Linked DNA regions of Homo sapiens: region 2 is linked to region 1. A link is a loop called in an ENCODE intact Hi-C map of the cell type or tissue named here. Cell type or tissue: MCF 10A. All regions are shown on one strand. Each heading gives the region's core, and the rest is flanking DNA. Links, peaks and the distances in the headings are about the cores only.

Evidence for each region. Peaks named below come from ENCODE experiments on the same cell type or tissue, not always from the same donor. Only the 100,000 strongest peaks of a DNase experiment are listed, where the experiment ranks them.
Region 2: a loop joins it to region 1, with 7 times the contacts of the local background. A loop is called at or near these places in 6 of 110 quality-filtered maps.

The regions. Positions count from the first base shown.
Region 1 is chr9:121,679,209-121,694,859 of GRCh38, forward strand. The region is part of intron 2 of DAB2IP (DAB2 interacting protein); the gene reads left to right. Among named protein-coding and RNA genes, the nearest start is that of DAB2IP, 35 kb to the left of the region's middle. RefSeq lists enhancers at 5,091-5,591, 7,959-8,108. In MCF 10A, for the core only: CTCF peaks have their summits at 5,347 (motif pointing left) and 7,851 (motif pointing right); a DNase peak (open chromatin) is centred at 7,853.
Region 2 is chr9:122,093,596-122,109,246 of GRCh38, forward strand. It overlaps LOC124902263 (a long non-coding RNA gene), which reads left to right and starts at 537. Exons shown (of 2, transcript XR_007061757.1): 1 at 537-577; 2 at 1,579-1,805. In MCF 10A, for the core only: a CTCF peak has its summit at 5,881 (motif pointing right); a DNase peak (open chromatin) is centred at 5,886.

The DNA.
Region 1 (15,651 bases), core at 3,935-11,934:
GTGGTACATAAAATAATGCTATATATTATAACTGATGATGGCTTAGAACCGACAAAACACAGAATATATATCATAGCTATTGAACTGAGTGGTCCCCACAAGCACACAGACTTTTTAAAAATTACAAACCTAAACAACTTTATGGAAACAGAACCCAATGACCCTTAACGTCTGACTGTTCATACCCTTCTGCATTTGTGCATGTACACACACACACACACACACACACACACACACACACACACCAGAGTTCTGGGTCCCTTCACTCCCTCGTTCAGGAGCATTACTGTGTGTACCTCTCTCCAGGGCTGTGCCAGGCACCAGAAACGCAGCGATGACATAGACACATTCCTTTCTCCACGGAGCTCAGGTCTGTAGGTCAGGTGGATGTTGGATGGTTTGTTCATCCATTCATTCACTCATCAGTTATTCTGGCATGCCTGCTGTGTGCAAGCAGAGGAAAGAAGGTTCTGGGTGGCAGGAACAGAGAGTGTGCAGGCCTGGCTGTCACTGGATAGCATCATATAGGGGCTCCAGGGGAGCTGGAAGTGATTGGCTATTCACAGTGGGTTGGGAGGGGGTCCCACGGGAGCTGGCTTTTGAGCTGCATCTTGAAGGGTCCGTAGAAAATGGCTAGGCAAGGACAGAGAGAGAGAGAGAGGGACTTCCGGGGAGGGAGAACAGCAGTTGCAAAGGTATGGAGGCACCCTAGAAATTTCCTCTGCTTGCCATAGGGCTGGCTCCTCATCCCTTGGGCATCAGCTCAGATATCAGCTCCTGACCACACCACCTCAAGGAAGCCCTCTTGCTTTTCCGCCATCACAGCAGCCTGCTCTTCTGTTTCCTAATACTTAGTGTCAGCATGAGAATGTGAGCTCATAAGGTCAGGGGCTGATGTGTTTGTGGCATGCAGAACTGCTTGGTGGAGCTGGAGTTGAGGGGATCTGGAGGACAGTGTAGGAGGTGAGGCTGGGAGGCCTGGCCGAGTCAAGGTCACGTGGAACCTCCAGTACCAGGCCAAAGGGATGGGGCTTTCCCCAGGGCCACTGATTCTCTCCACTGCCAGTATGTTATAAAAATGCCTTAAAAACTAGCTTATTGTCCTTCTTTAAGATTTCAGTCCACTGGGCCAGGGCAGGGCCTGGGAACCTGCATTTTAACAAGCTTTCCCCAGGAGGTGATTCTGAGTCCCCAGCTGGGGGTTGAGCCCATGGGCAATGAGGAGGAAGCCTGCGCTGAGACGATTCAGGGTCATGGCCCTGAGTTTGGCCAGGGGGTCTCAGGAAGCTGGTCTCCAGCCTGCAGGGAGCGCTTGGAGGCTGGGACAAGGGTGACCCCCATCAGCTGGAGCGAAGACCAAGTTCTGATCTCTCTGGATCCCTGGGGCCACAGCAGGCAGGGTGGGCCTTCAGGGGGACCCTAGGGAACGATGACTAATAATAATTAGTAATAGTAGCCACCTCCATTGATGAAGTGCCTACTGTGTGCCAGGCACTGGGCTCACTGTCCTACATCCCTGATCTCTTTTTTTTTTCTTTTTTTTTTTTTTTTTGAGACAGAATCTTGCTTTGTCGCCCAGGCTGGAGTGCAGTGGTGTGATCTTGGCTCACTGCAACCTCTGCCTCCCGGGTTCAAATAGTTCTCCCACCTCAGCCCCCCGAGTAGCTGGGATTACAGGAGCCTGCCACCACCCCCAGCTATTTTTTGTATTTTTAGTAGAGACGGGGTTTCACCATGTTGGCCAGGCTAGTCTTGAACTCCTGACCTCAGGTGATCCTACCACCTCGGCCTCTCAAAGTGCTGGGATTACAGGCATGAGCCACCACGCCCAGCCTACCTGATCTCTCTTCATCCAGGAGACACACCTACAGCTGAAACATTGGTTACCCCATTTCCCAGGTGAGGAAACAGGTTCCGAGAGGTAAAGTCACTTGCTGCCCAAGCTCCAACTGCTACTAAGTGGCGGAACCAAGATTCGACCCCAGGTCTCTGTGACTCCAGGGCATGAGGCACACCCATCCTCAGGCTAGGAGGCGGATCCATTGCCCCACACCCCCCCAGAACCCCATCAGCATCGCTTTTCCGGCTATTTCCCTTTCTGAGTTGCTCTAATAGGGGTATTATCACACCTTAAAGTTTTTATAATTTGCAGCTCTTTAAGTGACAGCTAGGATCAGTGTTTTCCCTGTAGTGGTGTCTTCATTCTGTCTCCCAGGGTAGAAACCACCTTCAGTCAGAGCCAGCCTTGGGAACCTCGAGCTGCCTGGGACTCAACTCGCAGTCCCACCTGCCCGGTTAGGGTCTGCAGGATGGAGAGCGTGTTCAAGGTGGTCGTTTTGCCCACTTCTCATGGCAACCCTCTAGGGGAGGCACCATTAGTGTGCCCATTTCACAGGTGAGGAAACTGAGGTTCAGAGGTGAAATTCTTTAGCTGGTGTCACTCAGCTCCTGAGTCAGGACTGCCGGACATCTACGTTTTGTGTCCTTTCCTGGGCACCTTGGTCCTTAAGAGATGTGATTTGAGATTCTCTTCTGGGCTGGGTGCTGGGAGCTGAGGGGACTGGAGAACTCAGAGGTGGGGATCTGGGTTCAAATCCCAGATCTTCCATGACCCATGTGATTTCAGTAGCCACTGAGCCTCTCCGAGCCTTGTGTTCTTGACAGTAAAATCTGGAATGACAGACTTTGCTTGGACTGTGGACTTGGTGAATGTGGTCGCCCAAGTCTGACCCATGGTAGGTGCTTCATGGATGAAATCCATCATTAACATCCAAATCGGGTTTCCATTTTTGGCTGTAAAACATCAGTAAAGATCTAGGAGGGTTGGAGTACAGGCAGAGGACAAGGTGTTTGGGGGAAGGTCAGTGGTGAGCCTGGCCTGGGCCTTGGGGACAGTCCCTCACACAGACCCTGTGCAGGGCCAGAAGCACCCTCCTCCCTCCCCTAGCCCGTAGCACACACTTGCTCACTTACAGGCTCCCAAAAGCTATGTCCTCACGTGCTCAGCTGACTTTTGCTCTGTGTAGACCCTCGAGGGAACCCAGGAAACATGGTTTTGCCTCGGGGAGGCAGGGGAGATGCCACAGGATGTACTGGAATAACTGCCACCTTCACTGCCATTTCAAACCCAGATGGCAGGCTGTCAGCATCTCTTACAGGGGTGCTCCGCAGGGAGAATCAATGAGTCACGGTGTAAGGTCTACAAGGCTCAGCCTGTCCACCTTCTCCATGGAAACTGAGGCCTGGGAAGGGCTTGTCAGAGGTCACCACCCAGCTGACAGCAGTTCAGGAGCCTGGGTTGTTTACACCATCACATGCCACCCCTCCTCATTTTGTGAGTCAGCCGAGGACCTGCAGCCACTCTGTAGGGCATTGAAGGCTCAGTGCTAGTCCTGCCCCTGCCTCTTGTAGACTGTATGACCCTGGGAGAGCCTCAGTTTCCCCTTTTGTGAAATGTGGGGGATGGACTTTGTAAGGCAGCGTACAGTTCAGGCATAAATAGGTGCTTAAATGTTCTGGTGCAGTAGCTAAGAGAATGGGCTCTAGAGAGTTCCCCGACCCAGGTTTCAGGCCCTGCACAGCCTCATACCAGCTTTGTGGCTTGCTCAGGAGTGGAACTTTTCTGCCTATCTGGGACAACTCCCTCCCTCCTATAGGGAGAGTTGGGGGGTAGGGGAGTGGCTCTCCAGGACCACACAGTGCTACGAGGCTGGCATGTGCCCTGCAAGTTATAGGGGGCCCTGAATGAGGATGGGGGAAGGGGCCTGGGAGTAGATGACCAGAGAGGCTTCCTGTGCATCTGTGGCCATCAGCTCTCAGGCTCCTGAGATTCAAACCCAGGTCTGTCTGCTCTGTGCCAGTAGTGTCTCCTGGAAGGGAAGGAGGGAAGGGTGGCAGGCAGCAAGCTGGGGCCCTGGATCTGCATAGACCAATGGTCAGACTGGGTCTGGGGGCTTTGCATGTGCCCACCCAGCTTCCCCAGGCCCTGGACCCCTTAGCAGCAACAGCATGCTGTTCTTTCTCTCCTGCCACTCCATGGCAGAGGAGCCGTGGTTTGATTTGGGAGGCAAAGAGCTGATGACTCTTCCTGGTCTCCCCACGAGCTCCTTAGCCTGCTCCCTTCCCCAGCCCCAAACTTCCCTGTTGCGGGCTGGGTCCTTCCTCCCTCCCTCCTTCCTCTGCCCCCACCCCCCTCCCATCAACCTTGAGGATGGCTGGCAGGCCTGGGGTGTGGGAGGTGGCAGAGGCTCAGGGAAACTTGACAGCCAATTGATTCCTCCTCGGGAAGTTGAAAGTGGAGAGTCGTGTTTGAAGGTTTAGCTGAAATTAGGTCTCAGGGCTATTTTTTGCGAGATGGAGAAGGAGAAGTGTCAGGGAGGGGAAGGCCCAGGGGTCTGGCAGAAACTGCAGATAAACTCAACATTGGGTTGATTATGGATGCTTCTAGGAGCAGGTCTTTGGTTTCTTTCAACAACTCACTTTTATTGGTGCTTGGTTGTGCACACCCTGCATAGGATGCTGTGACAGAACAAGGAACAGTTATCTCTGGCCAGGAAGGACAGGGAAGAATTCTTAAAGAAGGGACTCTTGGGGCTGGGCTTTGAGGAGTGTATAGGAGTTCGTCAGGAACCAAGGGAGAAGAGTATTTCAGTTAGTGAAGTGAATAGAAGGAAACAAGCTAATGGCCCTGTGTGATTGGAGTGCTGGATGGGTTCAGGGCCTGGAGAGAAGAGTGAGAGACCTTGGTGGGTGAGCTAAAGCCTTTGGACTTTCCCCTGCAGGATACAAGAACCACAGTGGATGATGGCTGTGAGTGGAGCTAGCAGTAGACCTCTGAGCTGTGGACCTCAGGTTTTCCAGCTGCTCACCCCTTTTCTCACTCCTGTAGCCTCCCTGCACCCTCCCCATGTTTCAGCTGTCTTTCTGTCACACAAACTCAAGAAACAGGCATGTGAACACAAACATGCAAGCTAGTGGGTGACCCTCCCGCCCATGTCACCATGGAAAGGCTGTTGGAAATTAACTGGTTCAACCCTTCCCTATACAGAGGAGGGACTGAGAATCATAGACGGGAGGGTCCTTTCCTGAGGTCACACAGCATGTCTAGGGTAGGGCCTGGAGTTGAGCCCAGGTCTCTGTCCCTCTCCCCCGCATCCAGTGGTCCTCACCCCTTACTCCTTCCTGTCCTCTCCTCCCAGCACCTGGATATCAGCCACCCCGTCTGAGCTGAGCCCTTCTCCCAGCCCCCATCACATTTCCTGGGAGGAATGGGTGTTCTTTGGTCCAACTGCCCTCGGAGCCCCACGACAGCTCCTTCCCGCTCATCTGCACACTGCCCCCTCCTGGCCACCAGGCCCCAGCCCCAGCTGTAGAGGGACCCGAAGTTTGGGCTGCGGGCTGCCTGAAGGAGGAATGCATGACTTCAGGTCCAGGAGGGGGCATTCTCTGCTCCCTGCAGAGCCGGCCCCGCTGCCCCCCATTTGTGCCCCTTCCAAGCTACGGAGGCTCCGGGTGGCTGTTGGGGTGGGGAACAGAAAAGCCAGCCAGGCTCACAGATCAGACAAGCCAGATCTGTCCCAGGGTATATGGGGAAACTGAGGCCTGGAGAGGAGCAGCTTGCCCAGGATACTTGCTGGGGCTCCCTCCACTGGCCCAGGCTGCTGTGGGTCCATCTCAGATGGTCGTTCACTTGGGACATATTTATGTTTGTGGCCCATCAACCAGTGGAGGGATGTCAGCCACGTGGTCCTGGCTGTAACAGGGCGGTAGTGCTGGACCCCTGGGTGGGGTCCCACCATGGGCGCCCCAGTTTTCTCCTTGAAGTATGAGGAATTTGCTTAGTTCTGCTCTGTGAGTCAGTCTCCTGACCCAGCATCCGGCGTGTATTCAGCGGATGGGCGGGGTGGTGGAAGAGCAAACCCTGCCCCCTCCGCCCCCTCCACCCTCACTCCCTCCATCCCTGCCCTTCACGGAGGCTGATTGGTATTAAACTATTCAAACCCAAAAGGAACATTACCGTCATTTTGGTCTGTGTCTGCCTTCCGCGGGGGGCATCCCCCTTTTCTGCAGAGGGAGTGTTGGAAGGTGGGACTCAGGAGTTGTCCGGGGTGGCCAGGGTGGGGCAAGGATGTTCTTCGGGGCAGGAGTCTGGGGACAGGGGGTCTTGGAGCCTCCTGAATCCAAGACCAGGCTAGTCTGAGGCCTGGGACAGAGGTGGGACTGCTGCAGTATTGGTAGGGTTGGGAGGCTGTCGCCCCACCCCATTAATACACAGGAAGGTGGTTTCATCAGCTCCATTTTACAGTTGAGGATCCCAGGCTTAGGGAGGAGAGAGGCCTGGCCTCAGCAGGTCTCCAGCTGGTGGGTGGTAGGGGCAGGAGCCCAGCTCTCGTCTGCGAGCCTTGCTGCGGTGTGAACGAACTTACTTTCTTCTCTCCTTTTGCCTTTCTTTATTCTTTCTTTCGATAAATTTGCCATCATCACCAACTATGTGTCAGGGCCTATGCCAGTCATTGAGGATACAAAGAGGATGAAAACGTAGTTGCTACCTGCAGAAATACAGAAGGGCCAGCCGGGGCTTGGTGAAGTAATTTCCAGGCAGGTGAAGGGGAAAGGACATTCCAGGCAAAGGCCAGGACATGGGAAACAGCATGAGCAAATGACAGCAGGAACTGAGCGCAGTTTGGGGGCTGAAATGTGAGGAAGTGGCTGGAATGGAAGCGACAAGAGATCCACGGCAGTGAACAGAGCAGATGGGATCTAAGGCCATATTAACAGGAGTATGAGGTCCTCAGCAAGGGAGGTGAGGTGGGCCAGAGTAGGCCAGAGCAGACATGGAGTGCAGCATACTTGACCAGGCTAGGAGAGTCTGGAGCTCCTTCAGTGGGCAGAGACCAAGACTGGGTGGGGATCCAGCATGGGGTTGGGGGGACAAGCAAATTGCTTTTCTCAAGCAGGTTCTCAGGAGCCTGTTCCAACCCCCCCAACATCTGTGCTCAGAATGCCCTTGGGCAGGGGTAGGGGGAAGAGCCCACTTCAAGGATCCCTGGAATCTTCTGCCTCATCCTGGCAAGTGGCAGCTGGCTTGGGCAGTGTGAGTGAGGAGGATGGAAGTGAAGGGAACAAGCCAGCCTCTGTACCCCCTCCTCTTCCTGCCCTGGGGACTTCCAAATACATCAGAAGGCCATCCCTGTAAATTCCATTTCCCCAGCCCTGCACTTAAGCCTGTTGGGCAGCATGGAATCAGATGAACTGGTTCCCGTTAAGGTGTAAAGGCCACCACCCCAGTCCCTGCCAGGTTCAGTAACTGGCGAGTGGAATGCTCTCTGTGGGGGCCTTTCTTCCTCTCTTCACACCCACTCAGGGTCTTGGGGTACAGTGCTGGCCTCTCCCAGGGATAGTCCCCCCAACCCAGGGATGAAGCAGGATTAGAATCTTGGCCACTGCTCCCTTCTGTAGGATGGCTCAGGCAAGTTGCCCCACTCTCTTTCCCTGTCTGTAAATGGGCAGGAACCCCTCCCCACAGAGTGGCTGTGAGGGCTCAGTGCCTGGCACAAGGCAGCATTCCCCACACCTGTTCCCTTTGCTTGTGTGAGGGGTGCACCTCCACCCCACATTTCCTCCAGAGCCCCAGGTAACTGGGCAGACCCCTCCCACTTCCATACCCTTCCGTCACGGCCCCAAAGCAACATCACCCCTGACTGAACTTCTAGGGCTCAGCCCTGGCAGTAGAAGGTGGAGAGGGGCTGGAGGGGTTCCTAGGGGACCAGAGACCAAGTTCTTAGGTGGTGAGTTCAGATGGAGATGGAGGTGTCTGCGCAGGGTGGTTTCCTGCCAGTTGGGGGCAGCAGAGGGTAGCAAGTGGACTTCTGGGTGGCTCCTCCCAGTGAGTGTTGAAGTCCCAGGGGTTTGTGTGTCAGGGGCCACAGGGAGCTGGCCCAACAAGGTGTTAGCTGGCTAAACAAGGTGTAGAACATACTGCTGGGGGCTGGGAGCAGCTCAGATCCGGGAGCACCTGTCAATGGCTGGGCCTGGCATGACTGGCTGTGCCAGCTGGGCCTAGGTTGACCAGAAAGCCAGGGGTTCTGAAAGGGGACCCTGGTCAGGGACACTGGATGGAACAAGGTCTGGGGCTGGGACAGCTGTCCACCAAGAGAAAGGGCACAGGGTGAGGTGGACCAGCATGTGATCTGTCAGGCAGGGCTGCTGCACTGTGGTCACCAGGCTGGGGCCAACAGACACTCAGTCACTGCCACCCTTTGATGGGTTATAGGCACCTGTTCCACCTACCACTGCTTTGAGAGGGGGTAAGGCGGGCATTGTGGGAGAGGCAGGGTGGTGGTCAGAGCTTGCACTCCAAGTCCCACTGGCCTGGGTTCGAATCCCAGCTCTACCACCTCTGCTGTCTGTACGATGGGGGATTTTGAATCCTGTTCTGCATAGTACTCTGAGTCAGGCCCTGTGCTGAGCACTTTCTAAGTATTGTCTCATTTAATCCTTACAACTCGAGGCTCAGATAACACAAATCTCACTCATAGAAGGTGACAAAATCAAGGCAGATGGGGAGTGAAGAGATAGCTGAGGGTGGCTCCTCTCATGGGCCTGGATCTTGAAGTTCTCACAGCGCCTGGACCATAGCATGCAGCCCAGTCTTTGCTAGTCAGTGCTGTTTTTCTCTTCATCTTACGGACGAGGATGTTGAGGCCCAGAGAGGGGAGGTGCATTGTCCTGGGCCACACGGCTTGCAGGGACAGAGCTGAGATTTGGACCCAGGCCTCCCCATCTCTCTGCCTTATCTTGTCCTGCCCCTACTTTGAGCAGGCCTGGCCCTAGGGGTCAGACACCCCTGGGATAGGAGAGAACTGCTCTCCTCTTGTCATCCTGCCCTGTGGCCCTGCAGGTCCTCCCCTTTCCTGGGAGGTGGGGGAGCCTGCATGTCAGGGGCAAGGCTCAGACGCCTTCATTTTCCCACCTCCTCATGCTACAAAAATGAAACGATCAAGTGGTATTTTGGTGGGATTACAGACATAATTATATCTGAGTTGTCAAGCGGCAATTGTTGTTTCCAAAGCCAGGAGGCCCTCTGTGGAGGTGGCAGCAGTGACATCTGTTTCTAACACAAGGCTCTGCATCGGGATGAGTAACTTCTCCTGTGGAATTGCTTAAAGAACGTCTAAAACGAGCTGAGCTTGTTACTCCCCTGCTCCAGCACCTTAGATGGCTCCCAGCAGGGTGGGGGATCCAGCTCCCCGGCCTGGCATTCAAGCCCCCCAGGCTGTCCCAGCTTCCACGCCTTTGTGTGGGCGGATCCTTCTACCCACAATTCCTCCCCATCTCTCTCTGTCTCCAGAGCTCACTAGTGCCATCCAGGGCTCTGTCCAGGTTGCAGAACACCCCATCTGTACACGCTCCCTCACGGACTCTGTGACTTCATGATCCATCACTTCTGTCTCTCCCACCAGACGGTGGTCACCTTCTCAAGGACAGGGACTGTTTCTGATTTGTCTGAACTCCCAGCACTGGGGCAAGGACTCACCTGTGGCAGGCTCATGAGGGGCTTGCGGAATGAAGGTGCACGAGACAGAGAGAGACAGGGAGTAAACGAATTAAATGGAGTAAGCGCAGGGTGAGCAGGGAAGAGGGTGAGCCGTGACCTCTCCACTTCTGCCAGCCCCCACACTTCTGCCAGCCCCCACACTGGGTGTCTGAGGCCAGAGTGGTCCCCTGCCTTGGGAGGACAGGTCAAGACAAGTGACCCAGCCCACCAGAGGCCAGCAAGGACACCAGCCCTTGCCTTGAAAAGTGCCGGACGTGGTGGCTCATGCCTGTAATCCCAGCATTTTGGGAGGTTGAGGTGGGTGGATCACCTGAGGTCAGGAGTTCTAGACCAGCATGGTCAACATGGTGAAACCCTGTCTCTATTAAAAACACAAAAAATTAGCCGGGCGTGGTAGCGCATGCCTGTAACCCCAGCTACTATGGAGGCTGAGGCAGGAGAATAGCTTGAACCTGGGAGGTGGAGGTTGCAGCGAGCTGAGATCGCGCCACTACACTCTAGCCTGGGTGGCAGAGTGAAATTCCATCTAAAAAAAAAAAAAAAAGAAACTGACCTTGACTCCACCCCATACCCATGGGCCTTCTGAGGCCAGGACTCCCAGGTGAACCTTGGCCCGCAGATGGTAAATCACCCAGGAGAAATAGCCTATAAAATCCTCTCCTAAAATGGTGCATTTTGTATTCTGTAGTGAAAAGGGCTTTTAAAAGCACTGCTTACTCAGGTGGATTTATGGAGTTTCCCCCACCCCTCCCTCCCACTAGTGTTTACTGGTCCTCAGTCCTGGAGCTCCCTGGGGTCCTGTTTTTTCCTTGGTGGCTCTTGGTCCAGGGAGAGAAACAAGATAGCATCTCTTTCCTGCCTTGCTGCCTTGGGGCCCCCCGGGCCAGCTGGGTGCCTGGAAGTGCAGGGGAATCCTACCCAACAGAAGCTCCCTGTGGCCCAGCGCAAACCTGAAAGTCCCACCATTAGTGCCCATTTGTCCCCGGGAGACTCCCCCCCCATGTGTTGTCACCTGCAAATGGGTCACCAGGGAGGCACAACAAAGCTGGAAAGAATTCAGAGATCAGCTAGACTAATCCCCGCATTGTACAGCAGGGAAACTGAGTCACAGAGCAGCTTAGGTGCTGGCTCAACGCCTCAGTCTGGTAATGGAATTACATGAGAGCTTTAGCTCTGGAGCAGCCTGTCTGCTGTGTTGAACCCAGCTCTGCCGCTTCCTGACCGTGCGGTGCTGTGCAAATTAGTTGCCCTTTCTGAACTTCTGTTCTCCCATCTGCACACTGGGTTGTGAGAATTAAAGAGAAGTCATGGGAAGCTCTAATACAGTGCCTGAAGCTTAGACAGGGCTTACTAAACACATCTGACTAATTCTCAGCAGCGTGTTGGAAGAGCCCTCATTAGTATTAATAGCAGAGCTGGGTTTTGACCCCAGACTTATAGACTCCAAACGTGGTTTTCTTGCCACTCATGCAGTGCACAGAGCACAGGATAGGGGAGTTTTGCTGGGGAATGAGCACTAAAGTCAGCAAGCCCCGGGAGGACTGGCTGGGACCTCAGTGATAGGACGTGCAGGCAGGCGGAGATAGTATAGACCCTGCTGCAGGGGTGTAACCTCCTGGTGGAATCGGCTTCCTTGCAGCCACGAGGCCCTGGGTATCCAACTCCCCACCCCTTAGCCAGGGCTGGCTGAGAGCTTAAAGAGCTGATGAGGTGTTTGTAGCCATCCAGACCTCTGGGACAGGCTTATTATGCTAAGGCAAGTGTCAGCTGGAGGATCTATGGGACAATGAGTCACTCCCTGGCTGCTCTGGGTTGTCACATCCCAAGCTGAGACCTTGGGAATGCGTAACTGGTTTCTGTTCGCTGATGCCCGCCTAATCCTGGGCACTGGCAGGTACCAGGAGGGCTCTGCTGACGTCCTCAGCTCCCCTCCCAGCTTCACCTTTACCCTCTTCAAATCTGGGCTCCCCTCTTTTTCCTCCGTTAGACTCTCAGTGTTCCTTAGGGTTCCCCTTTACTTGGGTGTCCTCTGCCCTGGGGAAGGGATTACAAGCCCAGGCTCAGGTGGTGGTGTATAACTTGGAGGCTGGAGGGACCTGTGATAACTCCAGGGGCCTCCCAGGGCAGCCAGACTCCCCGCTGTCCTACCTCTACACCTCTGCTTATGCTGTGAGTCTGCCTGGAATGCCTTTATGTGGCTATCCTGCCCCAGCCAATCTCAGCAAGCCCACCTGCTGTCCCACCTTCAATGTTTCTAAAATGCTGTCAAAAGCTGCCTCCTCCAGCAAGTCTGCCCAGATTGCTCCCAAGTGAAATCCTTTTAAAAAGCCCCACAGAGCACTTTATCTTTTTCCTTTTATATCATTAAATATTTGTGAATTCATTCAAGAAATATTGAGAGAATACCTGCCAGGCGTCCAGCACTGGAGACCCAGGTTGCCATGGCCCCTGCTCTGGAGGCTTTACAGTCCAGTATGGGGTGGGGGAGGCACTAAACAAACACACTTATAATTACAACTGTGGTAAGTCTACAGGGAGACCTGGCCTAGTGTGGGGACATCCGGGGAGGCCTCTAAGAGAAAGACTGAGGAGGTACCTGAAGGGTGTGGAGAGTCTTCCTTCCCAGGCAGGAGGAACAGCCCAGGCCCTTCTGGCTAACGGCTGGGCTGGTCTCTGGTGGTCAAAGGAAGTGATAGCAGTGAGCCGAGATCGCGCCACTGCACTCCAGCCTGAGGACAGTGAGAGACTCCATGTCAAAAAAAAAAAAAAAAACTATGACCATGAAAGTGATCATGACCGCAATGATAGCAGTTCGTATTTATTGTATGCAGGGAAATGGGCTAAGTTTCTTCCATGCGTGATCTCATTGAATCTTCACAACTACCTCGTCCCCATTTTACAGAAGAGGACACAGGCATAGAAGGTTAAGTCATGAGCCCAAGGCCCCAGAGCCATTAAGTGGTGGAATCCCCTGCTCCCACCTTCTTCCGGAGGAAGGATGAAAATTATTTACATTTTACCTGGGGATTCCTAGAGATTGAATTACCCTTAGGACCTAAAGAGGTGTGTCAAACAGTGGAATTTCAGCTGTACTGATGGGCAGGAGAAATGTTTAGGGCAGGAAGCTTCAGCTCTTGCCAGGGAACAGAACTCCAAAAGTCACAGGTTCTGGGAGCTGTAAGCTGTAAAAACGAGCTTTGAGTGTGAGAGAAGCAAACAAATTGTCCAAAGTGAAGCCCTGCGAGAAAAGCAGGGGGAGTTATCTTGGAAGCCGTTAAGAGCTGTTTTCTTGCCTTGGTCCTGAGATCTGGGCTCCTAACTCTGGAGCTTCCTGGGCCACTTGCCCTTCCTGTCCTGGTTGTGAATGTGAGCACGTGAGGGCCAGCGTGTTTAGCTTGTGTGTCTGCACAATTCTGCTGGTGCCTGATGATAGCTGAGTACATGTGTATATTTATTGGCTTATTTCAGTGTATTTGTATGTTAGCTTGTATGTTTCATGGCTGTGTATGTGTGTATTCGTGTGTGTGCTGATCAATGTGTATGTGTTTGTGTGTGTCTGTATGTGTGGTGGCACTGGGGTACTTGTATGCTTACACATACATTTCTTTGTGGGATGCCTTTCCTGTGTGCATTTGTATGCATGCCTGTCCTTGAACTTGTGTATGTTTCTGGCCCTGTATATTTCTCTATGAGAACATGTTTAAGTGTGTCTTTCCAGGCAGTATTTTAACTCAACAGTGACCCTAGAGTGTCAGGGTCCAGCCTCTTCCTGGGGCTTCCCTGAAGGCTCTCAAGGCCTATGAATTGGTTTTCTTTGTTTGACTTAAGTAGTCTGGCTACCTTCTCCAGGCGGAATATGTGGCGATCTCACTGGTATGAGATTGTAGAGGATTCTGTGGGCATAGGGTGGCCTGTGAGTAGGTGGCCACCAGGAAGTCACCAACTTAATCCCAGCTTAAGGTGCCTCCCCTCTTTCGCCTGTCACAGTGTCTGACATTCCATTAGTGAGTCATTCTCCAGCTGGGACTCTCTTTGATGGTGCATACCCTTGAGGGGAGGAGGCCAGAGAAGCCCGGCAGCCTGCTGAGGGTAGAGACCGGGGAACAGGGAAGGGGAGGGCAGGAGGAATGACGCATCTGAAGGATTTGGGCAAAGCCAGAGAATTCCCTGATGCCATTAGTGCCTAGCTTGGGGCGGCCCAGGCACCCTGGCCCTGGCAGCTGCTCTGACTTTATAGAATCATCAAATATCAGCGCTGGAAAGGAGCTTGGTGATCACCCAGTCTAGCCCCTAGTGTTGTAGATGGGAAGACTGTGGCCCAGAAAGAGGAAGTGTGGGCAGACTGGGAGGTTCTTGAAGCGTGGATGCTGAAGATGCAAAGAGCACTGGGCAAGGAGCAGGGGACCCAGGTTCTAATGGCTCCGCCTGGTGACGCTGGGCAGGTCCCACTGCCCTCTGGGCCTCAGATGTCTCCTCAGTGTCACTGGCCTGGCTGCCCTCTGTGGGCCCTCCTGACTCTCACTCTGTGACTCTGGAAGCAGGACCCCCACCACCCCCAGCCCTTTTCTAGTGCCCCCACCAGCCTGCCGCGGTGTCAGGTCGGCCTGCCAGCTCATGCACCCAGCATCTCTCCCCTCCTGGAGCCGAGAGAGGTGGCAGGATCTGGATGGGATCTTCTCCTCCCTTTCCTGTTTATTTAGATGTGCTTTTGGCATTCGGGCAAAGCCCCAGAAAGATATTGAGAGACATGCCTGTCAAAACAGTCTCCCTTCTCCAAGGCTCTCTCTTTGGGGATGGGCCTTAGAAACTGCCATGGGAGGAGCCGGGCCTTGGCGGAGGGAGGGCCCACAGGGTTCTGCCTCCATCCTGAGTACTGTCTTGGGGTTCCCCAGTGGGCAGCTGAGAGCTTAACGGGTGACAAAGTTCTGCCAGGCCCACATGCCCATCTGCAGCAGCCCAGGTCAGTCTGTTGAAAGGGGAGAGGGTGATGAAGACAGGCCTGGAGGAAGAATGCAAGGACAAATAGATGCTGGGCTTGGGGGAAGGAACCCGCCCTTGATTGAGCACCTACTATGTGCTAGGCATGTTGCTCAGTGCTTCGTATTCAGTTGAGAAGCAGTGCCTTTGAGACCATTGGTGACGTGGGGCTCCCGGGTGTCCAGGTGGCGGTGCTGAAATGCAGATCCCTGGTTCCCTAGGGGCTGCCTCCTCGGCTGGGAGTGTGGCACAGACAAGGACAGCACTGGGCAAGGTTCCCCTCCCTGGGGGTGGGAAGCCTCCAGGTCTTCACTGGGAGCCCCTGTGGGACAGCTCTGCACTCAGGGAGTGAGCGGGCCTCCCTTTCTTCCCTCCCGCCTTGGCTTTGGTCCTTGAGGCCTAGTACAGTGCCTGGGGCTGAGTGTGGGGAGGATGATCAGAGCTGTCCATCTGTTTCCCTATATGGGGGAGTCCCCACGCTGCCCATCCCAGGGGCCAGAACTCTCTTGGTTACAGTCCCAGCTCTGCCACTTTCAGCAGGTGACTTAACTTCTCTGAGCCTGCATTCCCCCACCCGGAAATCCAAAACATCCTGAATTCTGAAGCTCTTATCCTCCCAAGGATTCCTGATAACAGGCATTGGGCGCTCCTAGGCATCCTCTCCTAGGGTGGGAGTGATTCGTCAGAACAGAAGCTTGATTGCTGGTAATATATCATCATCATCATGTGGAATTCATTGAAATGAGTGAATGAAGAAATCACGTGTCTTGAATTCTGAAAGGCCTTTGAGACAGTCGTTCAGGACCTTCTGGAGAAGCAGCAGGGTTGTGGGCCAGATGTCAGGATGGTGGTGTAGCTCTACTCCTGGGGTAGTAGAGCTGCTTAAGAACTTGGGTCCTTCCAGCCAAAGACCCCCCAGGCCTCTGACCCCCACTCAAACTGCCCTGTGCTTTGCTCAGTGATATGATGGAAGCCTAGGGCCTAGGGGATCAGCTGGCATAGGAAGGGTGTCCAGATGGGCAATGGGCCATCCACAGAGAGGGGCGGGGGCTACACAGCTATCCACGCCCAGCCGTCAGGGAATGAGCTGGGGGGGTGGCACCAGGCAGCAGCCTTGT
Region 2 (15,651 bases), core at 2,386-10,385, 410 kb after region 1:
GCCAACACTCGCTGGGATAACTCTCGATAGGACGGAGGAGGAGCCCCCCAGTGGGACCCTCCTCAGTGCAATGGATGGGACCCTCCTCAGTGCAATGGATGGGACCCTCCTCAGTGCGATGGATGTGAGCAGCCCAGGCCCTAGGGGAGCAGAGAGTGTTCCGCTGAAGAAACCCTCTGCTGGTCCTTTGAGCGCCCCCAGATAAGAGGGGAGGCACTTTTCCCTGTTCTCAGGGAGCTCCCGATGGGATGGGGAAGTCATGGGCATGGGTAAGCCCCCTATAGATTCCCACTCGAGTTGAGGATATTAACGATTTTTTCTTTTTCTTTTCTTTTTTTCTTTTTTTTTTTTTTTTTTAGACAGGGTCTCTCTCTGTCGCCCAGGCTGGAGTGCAGTGGCGCGATCCCGGCTCACTGCAGCAGCCTCAACTTCCAGAGCTCAAGGGATCCTCCCACCCCAACCTCCCGAGTAGCTGAGACTACACGAATGTACCACCACTCCCGGCTAAGTTTTGTGTTTCTCGTAGAAACGTGGTTTCGCCATGTTGCCGAGGCTGTTCTCAAACTCCTGACCTCAGGTAATCTGCCAGCCTCGGCCTCCCAAAGTACTAGGATTACAAGCAGAACCACCGCGTCTCTTGTTTTCTTTTTTGTTTTTGTTTTTGTTTTGTTGTTGTTGTTGATGTTGTTACAGAGTTTCGCTCTTGTCGCCCAGGCTGGGATGCAATGGTGTGATCTCGGCTCATTGCAGCCTCCGCCTCCCGGCTTCAAGCAATTCTCCTGCCTCAGCCTTGTGAGTAGCTGGGATTGCAGGAGCCGGCCACCATGCCCGGCTAATTTTTTGTATTTTTAGTATAGACGGGGTTTCACCATCTTGGCCAGGCTGGTCTCTAACTCCCGACCTCAGATGATCCACCCGCCTCAGCCTCCCAAAGTGCTGAGATTACAAGCGTGAGCCACCACGTCCAGCCTGACTGCTTTTACTTATATCACTTTTTTTGTTGTGGTAAAATATAACAAAATTTGCCATTTTAACCATTTTTAGTGTACAATTCAGTGGCATTCTGTATACTCACATTGTTGTGCAACCAGCACCACTATGGGTCTCCGGAACTCTTTTATCTTACCAAACTGAAACTTTGTGTCTATGAAACAATAAGTCGGGATTCCCTTCTCTCCTAGTCCCTGGGAACCACCATTTCTACTTTCTGACTATGAATTTGACTATTCCTGGTTCCTCATGTCAGTGGAATCATACAGTATTTGTCTGGCTTATTTCACGTAGCATAATGTCCTCAAGGTTTCTCCATGTTGTAGCATGAGTCCAAATTTCACTCATTTTTAAGACTGAAAAATATTTCGTCGTGTGCATACACCACCTCGTTTTTATCCATTCATCTGTCAATGGACTTAGGTTGTTTCCACCTTTTGGCTATTGTGAAGAATGTCGGTTAACATTGGTATACAAATACCTGTTTGAGCCCCTGCTTTCCATTTTTGGGAGTTGCCATCATTTTAAAGCCAAACCAAGGAGAAAGCTCTCCCCTCCCACCTGAGGGAGCCGCATTTGTTTTTTTAGGAAGTGGGGTTGAGAAGGTGTAACAGCACCCCAGACTGACCACAGCGGCCACGACTGCACACAGGGGAACTTTGCCTCGCTCGACACTACAGGGTGAAAGAAACACAGAAGTTGTCAAGGAACGTGGCCCCTCTTCCTCTCTCATCTCTCCAGGTGTCTTGTTTCTTTGCTTTAGTCCAGGGGTTTCACTTGCTGAATAAACTGCCTTGAAATGTCCAAGTCATAAACTTAAGAGATCCAAACCTCCTTTTTAGCAGCAGAGGGCGCTCGCATCTGTTCCCTTCATGACTTTGTTTCAGAGTTTCTGTAAGCATGGTCGTCTGGCCACTTGCATGGGAACAACCCGGGGTGTTTATTTAAAATGCAGGCTCCTGGACCCCACCCCCAGAGACTGTGATGCAGCACATCTGGGTGGACCTGGGAATCTGCATGTTAAATTAGCTCCTCCGCTGATTCTAAGGCAGCGGAGGCAAGAACCACTCATAGAGTCTGATGCAAGTCCTCTGGAAATTCTTGGAGCTGTCCGTGGTATCAGTAAGAAGGCCTCACTGTCCCCCCATTTCTCTCCACAAACCTACCCCCCAAATCCTGTCCCTCCTCCTGGTGTCCTTGATCTCAGCAAGTGGCACTACCTTCATTCAGTCATCCATGCTTGAAATTTGCCGAGATCGCGCCACTGCACTCCAGCCTGGGCGACAGAGTGAGACTCGGTCTCAAAAAAAAAAAAAAAAAAAAAAAAAAAACATATATATATATATATATATATATATATATATATATATATATATATATAAAAACTGGGCATGATGGCATATGCCTGTAATCCCAGCTACTCGGGAGGCTGAGGCACAAAACTCATGAACCCAGGAGGCAGAGGCTGCAGTGAACTGAGATCGCGCCACTGCACGCCTAGGGCAACAGAGCGAGACTCATTCGAGAGAGAAAAAGAGAGAGAGAGAGAGAGATCTCCTCTTTCCTCTCTTATCTATCTCTATCATCACCACCCCAATTCAGGCTTCTGCTGATAGCTCACCTCCAGCTCTGCCACACACCCACCCATTCTCCACACCAGACCTGCCACTCTCCTGCTTAGAAACCTCCCCTGGTTTGTCACCATCTACAGATAAAGTCCAAGAACATTGATTGTCCTAAGAGGCCCTTCCTGATTACAATTTCTGAAATCAACCCCTCTCCCTGCCTCCATGCCTTTGTAAACATTGTTCCTTCTGTCTGGACTTCCCTTCCTTCATGTCTGTTCTTAGACAAACTTTTCCCAGTGCCTCAGGCAGAAATAGTTACTCTCTGTGCTCTTCTATTCACACCCATAATTCTCATCCACAACTCTCAACCCTGGTCTGTCTGTCACACTATCTAGAAATCATCTCAGCCTCCACCATTAGTCTGGGCAAGAACAAATCTTGTCTGATTCATCTCTGTATCCCCATCTCTTGGGTCTTGGAACACAGTGGCCCTTGCTTTGTTCATGGTAGTATGAACAAAGTAGTATGGATGTATTAATGAATGAGTCATTTTCAGCCTCATATGTCAAATCTGTAAGGACAATCCCATATAGAAATATTCATTTTGGCTTCACATCCCGAGACCTCTTCTGCCTCAGGGCCTTTGCACATGCCCTCTGCCTTTCTTTAGATCTCTGGCTACTGCTCCTTCATTATTCAGTGTAAATGATACATCTGCACAGATACCTCTGATCTCTTCATCTAAGTCAGACTTATTCAGATGAAATAATTATGCAAGAGAGGAAAATAGGAGGTGTCATGAGGGAGTATATGATTAAGTGCCAATGAGGCAAAGAGTAAAAAATAAAATTCATCCAGTAGCTCAAGAAATAGAGAATTTACTGTGAATTAGAAAGCTAGACCAGGCTTCCTATAAGAGAGAGACTATAAGCTGAGTCTTCGAGGTGGAGTAGGAATCAGGTTGATAGAAAGCTAGGTGGGGTGGTCACTGAAGAGCTATGGATAGGGCTGCTGCAGTCATGCAAGAGGCCTTGCGGGCGTTGAAATCCAATGTGTGCAAAGCCTCACCCATCATGGCTTTGGCCATGGGATGGGGGTGCTTTTGCCCATTGGCTTAAAGACTCCCAGGGCTCATGGAGGCCCTGTACTGAGAGGGAAGATGAAGAAAAGGTGAAGCAAGATTTAAGAAGGGGATAATCATCTGCTTCTTCAAGAGGGCAGGGAGCAGACTGGACCAGTTGAAATACAAGCCTCTGAGCAAGGGAGAAAAGAAAGGAAACAAGGCCCACTTGAGCCCGACTGTCAGGTCTTTGAATACCATGGCACCCTTGACTTCTCAGGAAATTCTAAAATGTGTTAGTGGAAAATCCAAACCCACATGAGACTTCTTCAAGAAAAGCTTTAGCTGTGTCTGCTAAGAAGCAAAAGCAGGTTAGATTTCAGGACTAGGATTACTTCCAAAAAATACACAAATGTGAAAATAAAGTTCTCCGGGAGTTCTCTCCTTTTCCTTCCCAGCACTCACCATAGTTTACAGTTGGAGTGTTACTTGTTTGTTTACTTGTTATAGCCTGTCTTGCCAGCCAGAGTCTGGGTGCCAGAATATAAAGGGTGTGTTGTTCTTGCTGACCACAATATCCTAGTGCCTAGTTCAGTGCCTGGCACAGAGTAGGCATTCTGGAACTGTTGAATGAATGAATGAATGAATGAATGAATGAATGAATGAAAAATTAGACTGCCCAGATAGTCAACAATTAAAAAATGGTTAAGTGAATGATAGCAAACGCTGTCAATGACAGCTTCAGCCGCTTAGGAAAATGTTGATGATGTAACATTAAGGGAACTGGTGCAAGCATTGCAATTACAATGCTTAAAAAGTGCTCTGCGTAAACAGGGCCTGGAAGAATATAGAGACAAATGAGAACAGCTGTGGTGCCGGAGACACGAGATCTTGCTTAAAATTTTCCACTCAGTTTTGGCAAACCGTAACAACCTTGTGGCTCTTCATATCCTTGAACCTTGAAATCAATCTCATTTCTAGAGACTGCTGATAAGAGTCGGAAAGACAAAGCTTTAGGTAGTAATCTGTTACTGGTGAGTAACCTCTCTGCGACAGGCACTGTCCTAAGCATTTTGCATACATCATGTCATTTAATCTGTAAACCAGCTCTGGGATGGGTCCCATTGTTAATCACATTTTACAGATGGTGAAGGAAATGGCTACTACTCCGAGAAGAGAAGGCGCTTGCCCAAGTCACAGCTAGTAAAGGCAAAGACAGGATTCAAACTCAGAGTGGTCTGACACCAGCACCAGCTCCCAACACCCACACTTATTCACACACCAAGACTTTGTCCACAAAAATACTCAACATACATTTAAACACCAGCGAGTTTAATCCTCAGCTCTGTGAAAATTATATGCAGGGAAAAACACTGGAGGCAGATATGCCAAAATATTAGTAGTGGTTATTCTGGGTGATGGAATTAAGGGTGACTTATTTTCTTCTTTATTCTTTTCTATAATTTCCACATTTTCTACAATGAGCACGCGTTGCCTTAATAACTGGAAAATCAATGTACTTTTAAATTAAAATTTTACCTTAGTTGTTATTTCTCAATGCTCAGAGTGTTCTTTCTCTAATAGAAGTCTGACCATGTCAGTCCTCTGTTTAAAACCCTCCTGGGGACCCCTGAAGCTATATGGGAAAGAGCTTGTTTTGTTTTTGTTTTTGAGACAGGGTCTCACCCTGTTGCCTAGGCTGGAGTGCAGTGACACGATCTCCACTTACTGCAACCTCTGCCTTCTGGGTTCAAGCGATTCTCATGCTTCAGTCTCCCGAGTAGCTGGGACTACAGGCACTCCCCACCACACGGGTTAATTTTTGTACTTTTAATAGAGACAGGGCTTCGCCATGTTGGCCAGGTTGGTCTCAAACTCCTGACCTCAAATGATCCACCCATCTCGACCTCCCAAAGTGCTAGGATTACAGGCGTGAGACACTGCGATCGGCCGGGAAGGGGCTTGTTTTGACACTGACCTCACCATGTCTTCACCACTCCCATCCCATCCACATCCCAACACCTTGTCTCTTTCCCCCAGATGGACTTGCTGTAAAATGGACTTTTACAGCTGTCAAAGTCAATTGACTTTTTAAATTTTTAAATTGACGTTAACAGCTGTAAAAGTCCATTTTACAGCAAATCCATTTGTGGGGAAAGAGACAGGAGGAACAAATGGTCCAGGAGAGAAGGGTGTGGGGAACTTTTGCCCCAGCTGGTTGTTTCTGCCCTATTAGTATCAGAGGTCGCCACCAGGTGGCGCCCGAGGTCCAGTTTTTAAGAGGGAGAAGGCTGAAGCGCCTCTGAATCGCGAGCTCTGCCCAGCTAAGCTTGCAAACACACACATTTTTGCACCTCTGGGCTTTTGCCACTATTGCTCTCTCTGCTGGGTGCACCCTCCCTCACAGCTCACCTGACCCAATCCGCTCAGTTTATCCTTCAGGCCCAGCTACAAAATCTCCTTTTCTTAGGGTATGGCTGAGCTCCCGGGGGCATCCAGTTCCCGGAAGGCGGCGTGGCCGATCTTAATGAATGAGCAAAAGGCGTCATGTTCAGTTTCAGGTTAACTTTTTCTCTAATAGGTTGTTTCTTTCTTATTGTCAGTAGTAGCCATTGTTCATGGAGCACATCTGTATGTCGAGCCTCGTTGTGTATTTGGGCATTTAACTGAACATTATTTTCCCCACAGCACAGTTTAGCCTGGAGGCTGAGCACGAGTTGAGTTCTGAAGCTGACAGCCTGGGTTCAAGTCTTATCTCTCCCACTTTCTGGCTGATTATACTTAGATAGGTTACCTGGCTCTTCTGTGATTCTTTCCTCACTGTGAAAAGGTGAAAATGATAGTACCTACCTCCCGGTGTTCCTGTTACTTTGAGGATTAAGTTAGCCACCACATGGAAAAGCATTTAGAACAGAAACGGCCGGCATATACCAAACCCTCAAGTAACCTGTTGATCTCTGTTATGCCCCTATGTCCCTCTTGGCTTTATGATTCTCTAGAAAGCAGTGACATCCCCTCCTCTTGGATCTGCTTTTATGACCTCTCCACCCCATGCTAGGCTGCATTTCCCCATCCCCACAGACCAGGAGTTTCTGGAGGACTGGGCTGTGGTTGATTCAGTCCCCTGGGCCCCCAGCACAGGGCCCAGCACAGAGTAAATGGCACTTATGGAATTGGATTATGAATTATTTAGCCTGGGCATTGTTGCCTTAGGTTTTACAGTTCTGTATCTACAGGTATGTCAAGGGATATAGGGGTGAAAGAGGAAATTACCGAAACAAAACAGTTTTGACATTTTTATTGGAGGGTAATATACACACAGAAAACTTCGATGGATTTTCATAAACTGAAAAGACCGAAGAAACCAACACCCAGATCAAAAATCAGAACATCCCCAGCACCCTGGAAGCCCCACCCTAGGGTAATTGCTTTCCTGACTTCTAATAGCATGGATTAGTTTTGTTTAAAATAAGATACATTTTAACTGATTCCAAGTTTTAAGAACCCACGTCATACATTATGTGCTTAGGTGGAGAGGCATAAGGCCAGAGGCTATTTTCAAACACAACAGCAGACAGTGGGACCCACAGTGACCAACAGCCCACTGGGGTGGGGCCCTGCTTCATGGCTTGCAAAATGCCATATGATATCTGTGCACCGAGTACCCCTTTCCACTTCTGCACACCCATGTGTCCATGCTGTGCGTGGAAGTCAAGGAGGGACGTCCCAGAAGAGGGGACAGGGACAAGAGCAGGGCGCCTGGCAGAACCGATCACTCAGGGAAAGGCCCTGACAGGTGAACTAGGGAACGTAAGGGGGTGCTGGGTGTGGGCAGGAGGGGTGTGGTAAAGACATGCAGAGGCTGGCAAGCTCAGGGTCAGAACAAGCCCCTTCACTGCCGGCACAGTGGCTCACACCTATAATCCCAGCACTTTGGGAGGCCGAGACAGGCAGATCACTTGAGGTCAGGAGTTCGAGACCAGCCTGGCCAACATGGCGAAATCCCATCTCTACTAAAAGTACAAAAATTAGCCAGCGTGGTGGTACATGTCTGTAGTCGCAGCTACTCAGTAGACTGAGGCATAAGACTTGCTTGAACCCAGAAGGCAGAGGTTGCAGTAAGTGGAGATCGTGCCACTGCATTCCAGCCTGGGTGACAGAGATCGTGCCACTGCACTCCAGCCTGGTGACAAAAACAAAACAAGCTCCTTCCCATAGCTTCAGGGGTCCCTAGGAGGGTTTTTAGCAGAGGACTGACTGGTCAGATTTCTATTTCAGAAATAAAGCTCTGCACGTTGAGAAATAAAAGTAAGTTAACATTTATTGTCCTAAACCCTTTACGTGGATTATTGAGTTTATGGCTCACAGCAACTAAGGAGGTAGACAGCAGTGGTCTCCCACTTTATAGATCAGGAAGCAGCACAAGGAAAGTAAGTGGGTGCCCAAAGTCACTCAGCTGGAAGTTCTGGAGCTCATATGCCAACCCGGGCCCAGAGCCTGACCCCTAACTTTATTCTACCTTGGAAGAGGGCTTGGGGGCAGAATCGGGGTGAGGAGACCAGTGAGGAGTCTACTGCAGTTAAGCAGCCCAGAGGTGGTGGGGGGCGGCTGTGGGAAGGGGACCGAGATAGGAGGGAACTGGGGCCCTTCCTGCTGCTCAGGCTCATCAGCATTGCCCTTTCCTCAGGCACCAGGAGCTTGGACTGGGCTCCCCTCTCACCAGCCAAATTTCAGAGACTCCCAGTTTCCTCCTCCTCCCTCCTCACTGTCCCCAAAAGACTCATCCTTCCAATGCTTTCACTTTGCCAAGGAAGAAGCTTAGGAGATGGCAGTAAGTCTGGGGTCCCACAGCCCTGGTCTGTACCCTGGGGCTCAACAACTTCATGAAAGGGTCTCTGGAAGCACTGGGGAGCCTGCCCCCTCTAGTTATTATCCTGAGGATGAGTGGAGGTGATCCTGGCTTCCTTCCCCCTGGGCCTCTTCCTCCAGGGCATCCCTGTCCCTGGGAGATTAGCTTGAAGCTGCCATCAGCCTCAAGGATAGCACCCCCTTGTCTTGGGGGGATGAATGGTCACTAGGAGACCTCCAGACTAGCAACACCTCCTGTGGAGCCCCTGCCCTGGGAAGCCTCCTGGAGAAGGCTGATGGAAGACAGAGGTATCTTTGGGCAGCCACACCTGGCACCTGGTGGACAGACATACCTGGAGGGGCAGGCCGGAGGGAGGTGAAGACAGCTTTAGGGAGAAATTGGAGCTGCAGATGGAGGCCTAATCTTGTCTGCTCTGAGAAAGAGCCCTAGGAAAGAAAGGAAGAGAGAGAGGAGTGGCGGGAGGGAAAGATGGAGGAAAGGAAGAAACTTACATTTGCTTAACACTTCCAGTATATTGGGAACTTGATATAAACAAACCTTCACAGCAAGATTATAAGCCTCTGTAGTGTAGAGCAGGAATCAGCAAACTTTTTCTGTAAGGACTATATAATAAATATCTTAGGCTTTGTAGGTTCTGTCACAACCACCCAAGTCTGCCATTATCATGAGAAACCAGCTACAGACACCATGTAAATGAATGAGCTAGCATGGCTGTGTTCCAAACTTTATTTACAAAAACAAGCAGGAGGCTGGGCACGGTGGCTCATGCCTGTAATCCCAGCACTCGGGGAGGCCGAGGTGGGAGGATCTCCTGAGATCAGGAGTTTGAGACCAGACTCACCAACATCGAGAAGCCCCATCTCTACTAAAAATACAAAATTAGCCGGGCATGGTGGCACATGCCTGTAATCCCAGCTACTTGGGAGGCTGAGGCAGGAGAATCACTTGAACTCGGGAGGCGGAGGTTGCGGTGAGCCAAGATCGCGCCATTGCACTGTAGCCTGGGTGACAAAAGCAAAACTCCATCTCAAATAAATAAATAAATAAATAAATAAAAATAAAAATAAGCAGGAAAGATCCTCCACATCATTCACCATCAAGGAAATGCAAATCAAAACCACAGTGAGATAGTGCTTCCCATCCACTAGGATAGTTAGAATCAAAAAGACAGTAAGTGTGAGGATGTAGAGAAACTGCAGCTCTCACACTGCTGGTGGAAATGCAAAATGGTGCTTTGTTAACAGTCTGGCAGTGCCTCAAATGGTTAAGCATACAGTTACCATACGACCCAGTGACTTCATTCCCAGGTGGAATGAAAACCCAAGAAAAGTGAAAACGTGTCCACACAAAAACGTGTACACAGATGTGCATAGCAGCACTATTTATAATAGCCCAAAAGTGGAAACAATCCAAATGTCATCAAGTGATAAATGGATAAATAAAAGGTGGTACATCCATTCAATAATATATTATTTAGCAATAAGAAGGAATGAAGTAGGCCGGGTGCAGTGGCTCACGTCTTTAATCCCAGCACTCTGGGAGGCCGAGTCAGGTGGATCACCTGAGGTCAGGAGTTCCAGACCAGCCTGGCCAACATGGTGAAACCCCATCTCTACCAAAAATAGAAAAATTAGCTGGGCATGGTGGTGCGCACCTATAGTCCCAGCTACTCCAGAAGGTGAGGCCGGAGAATCACTTGAACCCAGGGGTCAGAGGTTGCAGTGAGCCGAGATCACACCACTGCACTCCAGCTTGGACAAGAGAGCGAGACTCTGTCTCAAAAAAATAAAAATAAAAAGGAATGAAATAATAGATAATGTAAGAAATTTATCAGTATATAATGATACTAATTTCCAAATTGAACAGGTTTATTGTGTATCCAGCCCAGTGAATAGAATAGGCACATACCAAGCCATATCATGTTAAATTCTGATAGACTGAGAAGGATAAAATCCTAAATATATCCAGAGAAAGAAAGTAGGAGGGACAGTGAAAACACAAGGAATGGGAAACAGAATGACATGAGATTTCTCAACAACACAGAATCTAGAAGATAGTAGAGCAGTGCCTTCAAAATTATAAGTCAAAGTGATGGAGAATTCTATACCCAACCAAACTATCAAGTATGAAGCTAGAATAATATTTTCAGACATTCTAGGCCTCAAAAATTTATATTCCAAGTACACTTTTGAGGAACAACTGAGAATGTGCTCTCCCAAAATGAGGGAGTAAAACAAGAAAGAGGAAGACTTGGGATTCGGAAAGTAAGATTTATAGCAAACATGGAAATTGTTTTTAAAAAGGAATAAAGTACTGATACATGAACCTTGAAAACATTATGCTAAGTAAAAGGAAGTCAGACACATAAGACTATACATTGGATGATTCCATTCATATAAAAAGTCCAGAATAGACAAATCTACACAGAGAAGGTAGATTAGCGGTTTTCTAGGGTTGGGGGGCATGGGGAAAATGGAGAGTGATGGTTAAGAGGTACAGGGTTGGCCGGGCACGGTGGCTCATGCCTGTAATCCGAGCATTTTGGGAGGCCGAGGCAGGCAGATCATGAGGTCAGGAGATTGAGACCATCCTGGCCAACATGGTGAAACCCCATCTCTACTAAAAATACAAAAAAAAAAAAAAATTAGCTGGACGTGGGGGCACGCACCTGTAGTCCCAGCTACTCAAGAGGCTGAGGCAGGAGAATCGCTTGAACCCAGGAGGTAGAGGCTGCAGTGAGCCGAGATCGTACCACTGCACTCTAGCCTGGGCAACAGAGCGAGACTCTGTCTAAAAAAAAAAAAAAAAATGGAGGTAAAGGGTTTCCTTTTCAGGATGATGAAAATAGATCATGGTGGTGGATACACAGTCTTGACTATACTAAAAACCACAAATTGTATATTTTAAACACATGAATTGTATAGTATGTGAATTATATCTCAATAACACTGTTTAAAAAAAAAAACACGCACTGGGGCACATTTGGTCCATCCACCAAAGTTTGCTGACCCCCGATGTGGAGCAGTCAGACTGCCTGGGTTGGAATCTACGCTCTTCTTTACAACCCTGGGCAAGTTTTATAACTTCTCTGTCCCCTGCTTTCCTCGTCTAAAAAGTGGAGTGGGGCCGGGTGTGTGGTGGCTCATACCTATAATCCCAGCACTTTGGGAGGCCAAGGTGGGAGGTTCACTTGAACCCTGGGGTTCAAGACCAGCCTGGGCAATATAGGGAGGCCTCATCTTAAAAAAAATTGTTGTTAATAAAAATTAAAATTGTAGTGATAACAATAATACCTCAGAATGATGTTGTGCAAAGTTAGTGAGTTGAAATACAGATGGCGCCTGCACAAAAACGCTCTACAAATGCTGGTGATTACTATGGTTTCCATTTTAGAACTGAGGAAACTGAGGCTGAGACAAAGGAAGGCTTTTATTCAGCCACACAGTGAGTAAGTGACAGATTTGAAGTTCAAGCCTCAGTCTGTCCAGTGCTAAGTCTGTGTTTTTTCCATTCCACCACTGTATTATACAGTCACCTCCTGGCCATGTCCTAACCTCACTGAGAGACCGTGGCCTGGCCCTACACCCTCTGGCCTTTCATTTCTCCCATGCCAAATGAAGAGTTTGGCACAGATGCCCCTTGTATTAGTCTGTTTTCACACTGCTATAAAGAACTGCCCAAAGGCCAGGCGTGGTGGCTCACACCTGTAATCCCAGCACTTTGGGAGGCTGAGGCGGGTGGATCACGAGGTCAGGGGTTCGAGACCAGCCTGACCAACATGGTGAAATCCCATCTGTACTAAAAATACAAAAATTAGCTGGGTGCGGTGGCGGGCGCCTGTAATCCCAGCTACTCAGGAGGCTGAGGCAGGAGAATTGCTTGAACCCAGGAGGCGGAGGTTGCGATGAGCCGGGATCGCACCATTGCACTCCAGCCTGATGGACAGAGTGAGACTCCGTCTCAAAAAAAAAAAAAAAAAAAAAAAGGAACTGCCCAAGACTGAGTAATTTATAAAGGAAAGAGTTTTAATTGACTCACAGTTCAGCATGGCTGGGGACGCCTCGGGAAACTTACAATCATGGCGGAAGGCAGAGGGAAAGCAAGCACCTTCTTCATAAGGTGGCAGGAAGGAGAATGAACTCAGGAGGAACTACCAAATACTTATAAAACCATCAGATCTCTTGAGAACTCACTCACTATCATGAGAACAGCAAGGGAGAACTGCCCCCATGATTCAGTTATCTCCACTTGGTCTCTCCCTTGATACGTGGGGATTATGGGGATTACAATTCAAGATGAGATTTTCAGTGGGAACACAGCCAGACTGTATCACCCCTTAAGAGCTCTGTTATCTATACCGACATTTTACAAATCGGTAAAGAAGATGATAGGGAAATGTGGCGTCTTTGGCCAGGCTCCATGCACCAGGCATTCCTGTGCCATCACCACTAAGCCTAGGGGATGATTTCCTGTCTCCCTCACTGGACTCACGTGCCAGCCACTGGAAGAAGAGGAGATGCACCATACTCTATCTGCAGGTAACAAAATAAAGGCCAGGCTTGTGCAGCAGTAAGCTGGAAAGAAAATAACTGACAACACGATACCATCTTAGATTCTCCAAGGACTCTGTGAAGGCAGAGAATAAACATTACATTTCAAACAACTTTTCCTAAAAGGTCAAGAGAAATTGAAAGTAACCGCACTCTCCTAACAACAGCCTTCTCTCTTGGAGAGCTGTCAGGGTTTAAAAATATTTTACAAAGCAATCATCTGCATGCCATCAAGAGAGATGCCTCACTCAGGTCAAGAAGCAGGGGCTGTTGAAATGTGTCAGTGGAATTGTGCTAGGAAAAACCCACCACTGATAGCTCAATTCTAACCTAACTTTGGAAAGCAAGTTAAAAGTAAAAATAAAAATAAACAAAGGAAAATCAATCCAAGTGTTCCCAAGTGGCCCAATTTGAGAAGAAATCCTTTTCCTTCTCGGTTTAAGGGGCGAACCGGATGGACAAGATAAAGGTACATAATGCATGCTCCTGCACCAGTACCTGGCCTTCCAGGTGCCTCAGGCTCAACTGATGCTTCCTTCACTCTGGCCTTCTGTGCCAAGGCCTGTGCTGGGAGCTCCACACAGGGATGAGTAAGACAAGGCCCCCGGGGCCTGGTGATTTTCTCTGTCCACCGAGAGGCCAGGCGCATCCATAAATAACGGCAGAGCTTGAAGTGATATAATAGACAAACAGGGCAGTCAAGTTGGGCCTCTTAGCCAGGGTGACCTTTGAATGGGCATCTGCAGCAGGGAGAGCTCACCAGGCAGATGGGGAGGGGTGGGGAGGCTTTCTAGGCAGGGGGGCTGGCTCGTGCAAAGACAGAAGTGTGAATCAGCCTGGTGCAGGTGGCCAAAAAGAACAGTGTTATGTGGGACATCCATATAAAGCAGTGGATGGGGGAGGCTGCAGAGGCAGGCAGGGCCAGCGAGTGACACAGGGTCTTGCAAGCCTGGAGAGTGAGTGTGAGCAAAAGCCTGTGCTCAGCGGCAGGGCACTGCAGGTTTGGAAGCAGAGCGGGACAGGACTAGATCGAGCTTTTCCATATGTTTCTGGCTACTGAGTAGAGAAAGACTTGGAGGGAGGGAGTCTGGAGGCAGCTGGCCAGAGCCTGAACTAGGCATTCATTCATTCAACACATGTTCATGGAACATCCACTGCGTGCCAGGCACTGCTTCCAGTGTGGGGTAGTTTGGACTGTGGGGATGGACAGAAGGGCACAGACCTAGAGATGTGGGAAGTAAGGTGGGAGGTGAGGAAGGGGTGGAAGTCCAGGGGACTCTCTGGCTGTGGCTTGCCCAACTGATGGATGGATGGTGTTACTGGCTAAAATGAAACCAGAAGGAGAAGCAGGTTTGGGAGACAACAGTGAGCTCAGTCTTGGAGTGTTGGTTTGAGATGTCTGCGGAGCAGTGGAGACCTCTCCAGCCTACATTTGCTTCAGTGCTGTGTGACAATAGCCTGGATGTTGGAGTTGTCAGATATTGTCCCTGTCTTCAACTTTCCCTGGTCTATATTTCTGGAGCCAGAGAAGCTCCAGGGAAATGCCCAGGCGGAGTGGGGAAAACCTGTGGGAATTTGCTTGTTCAGAGGAGACAGGATGGGAGAGAGAGGAAGCCGGGTGTGGCTGAGGAATCTCGGGGAGGAGAGGATCTTTGACAGCCTGTATGCCTCCAAAGGAAGCCACGGAGCAAGGGAACAGACTGACCTTCCAGCTTCGATTTTCTGTCTGTAAATAGGATTGATAAAATTGTTGAGGATTAAACCAGACAGTTCAGGTAAAATTGTTAGCAAGAGACCAGGTCCATAACATCCGATCTCTAAGTGACTGATGTTTTTATTAGTTTGTTGGGCCCTGGATGCAGCTAGGGCCCAAGCCCAGAGGTTTGGGGATGCATATTCAGCTCAAGGCCAGGAAGAATCTTAAAAGGCCAGGTGTCCCGGGAGGGAGCGAGGAGAAAGGGGGAAGGAGTCAGGAAGGCCAGAGCAGATCAGCTGGGCACCCCCCATCCCCAGACCCCACCCCTGGTGAGGGCCTCAGGCTGCATGCTACCACCGATCCTCTCTTCCCCTGAATCTGGGAGCCAGGTACCTGTGCAGGGTGGGGCAGGGAGGTGGCAGGGTGTACTGGCCAGGAGGCAACAGAGGCCGGCAAGAGGAACACAGCTGGAGGGCACTGGCATGCGAGGGAGGAAGCCTGGTGAGGGGACAGCTTGGGCACCCCAGGGGTGAAGGCCCCGTGTTTGCACCAGGAGGAAGAGGTCCAGCGAGGAACTGCATAGCAACCAAGGCCTGTCCCACCTGGCCCTGCCTCAGGCAGGCTGCCCTCAGGCAGGGGGAATTGACTAATCCCCCAGCACCACCACCTTCAGGGATACCCAGTCCCAGAGTCCCAAAAAGATAGGCCAGGTCAGCAACAACCCACCACCACCACCTCAAAAATACAGCCTTTCCAAGAAAACCACCCCAAACCAGTTCAGGACACGTCCCCAACAAGTGAATAGAGACAGCTGGCCACTGGCTTCCTGGGCCTGGCTTTGGCCTGGTCCCCAGGGAAAGGTGCTTGAGGGCTGGGGTTTCTAACCAGCCCCATGCTATTGCCCACCTGTCACTCCC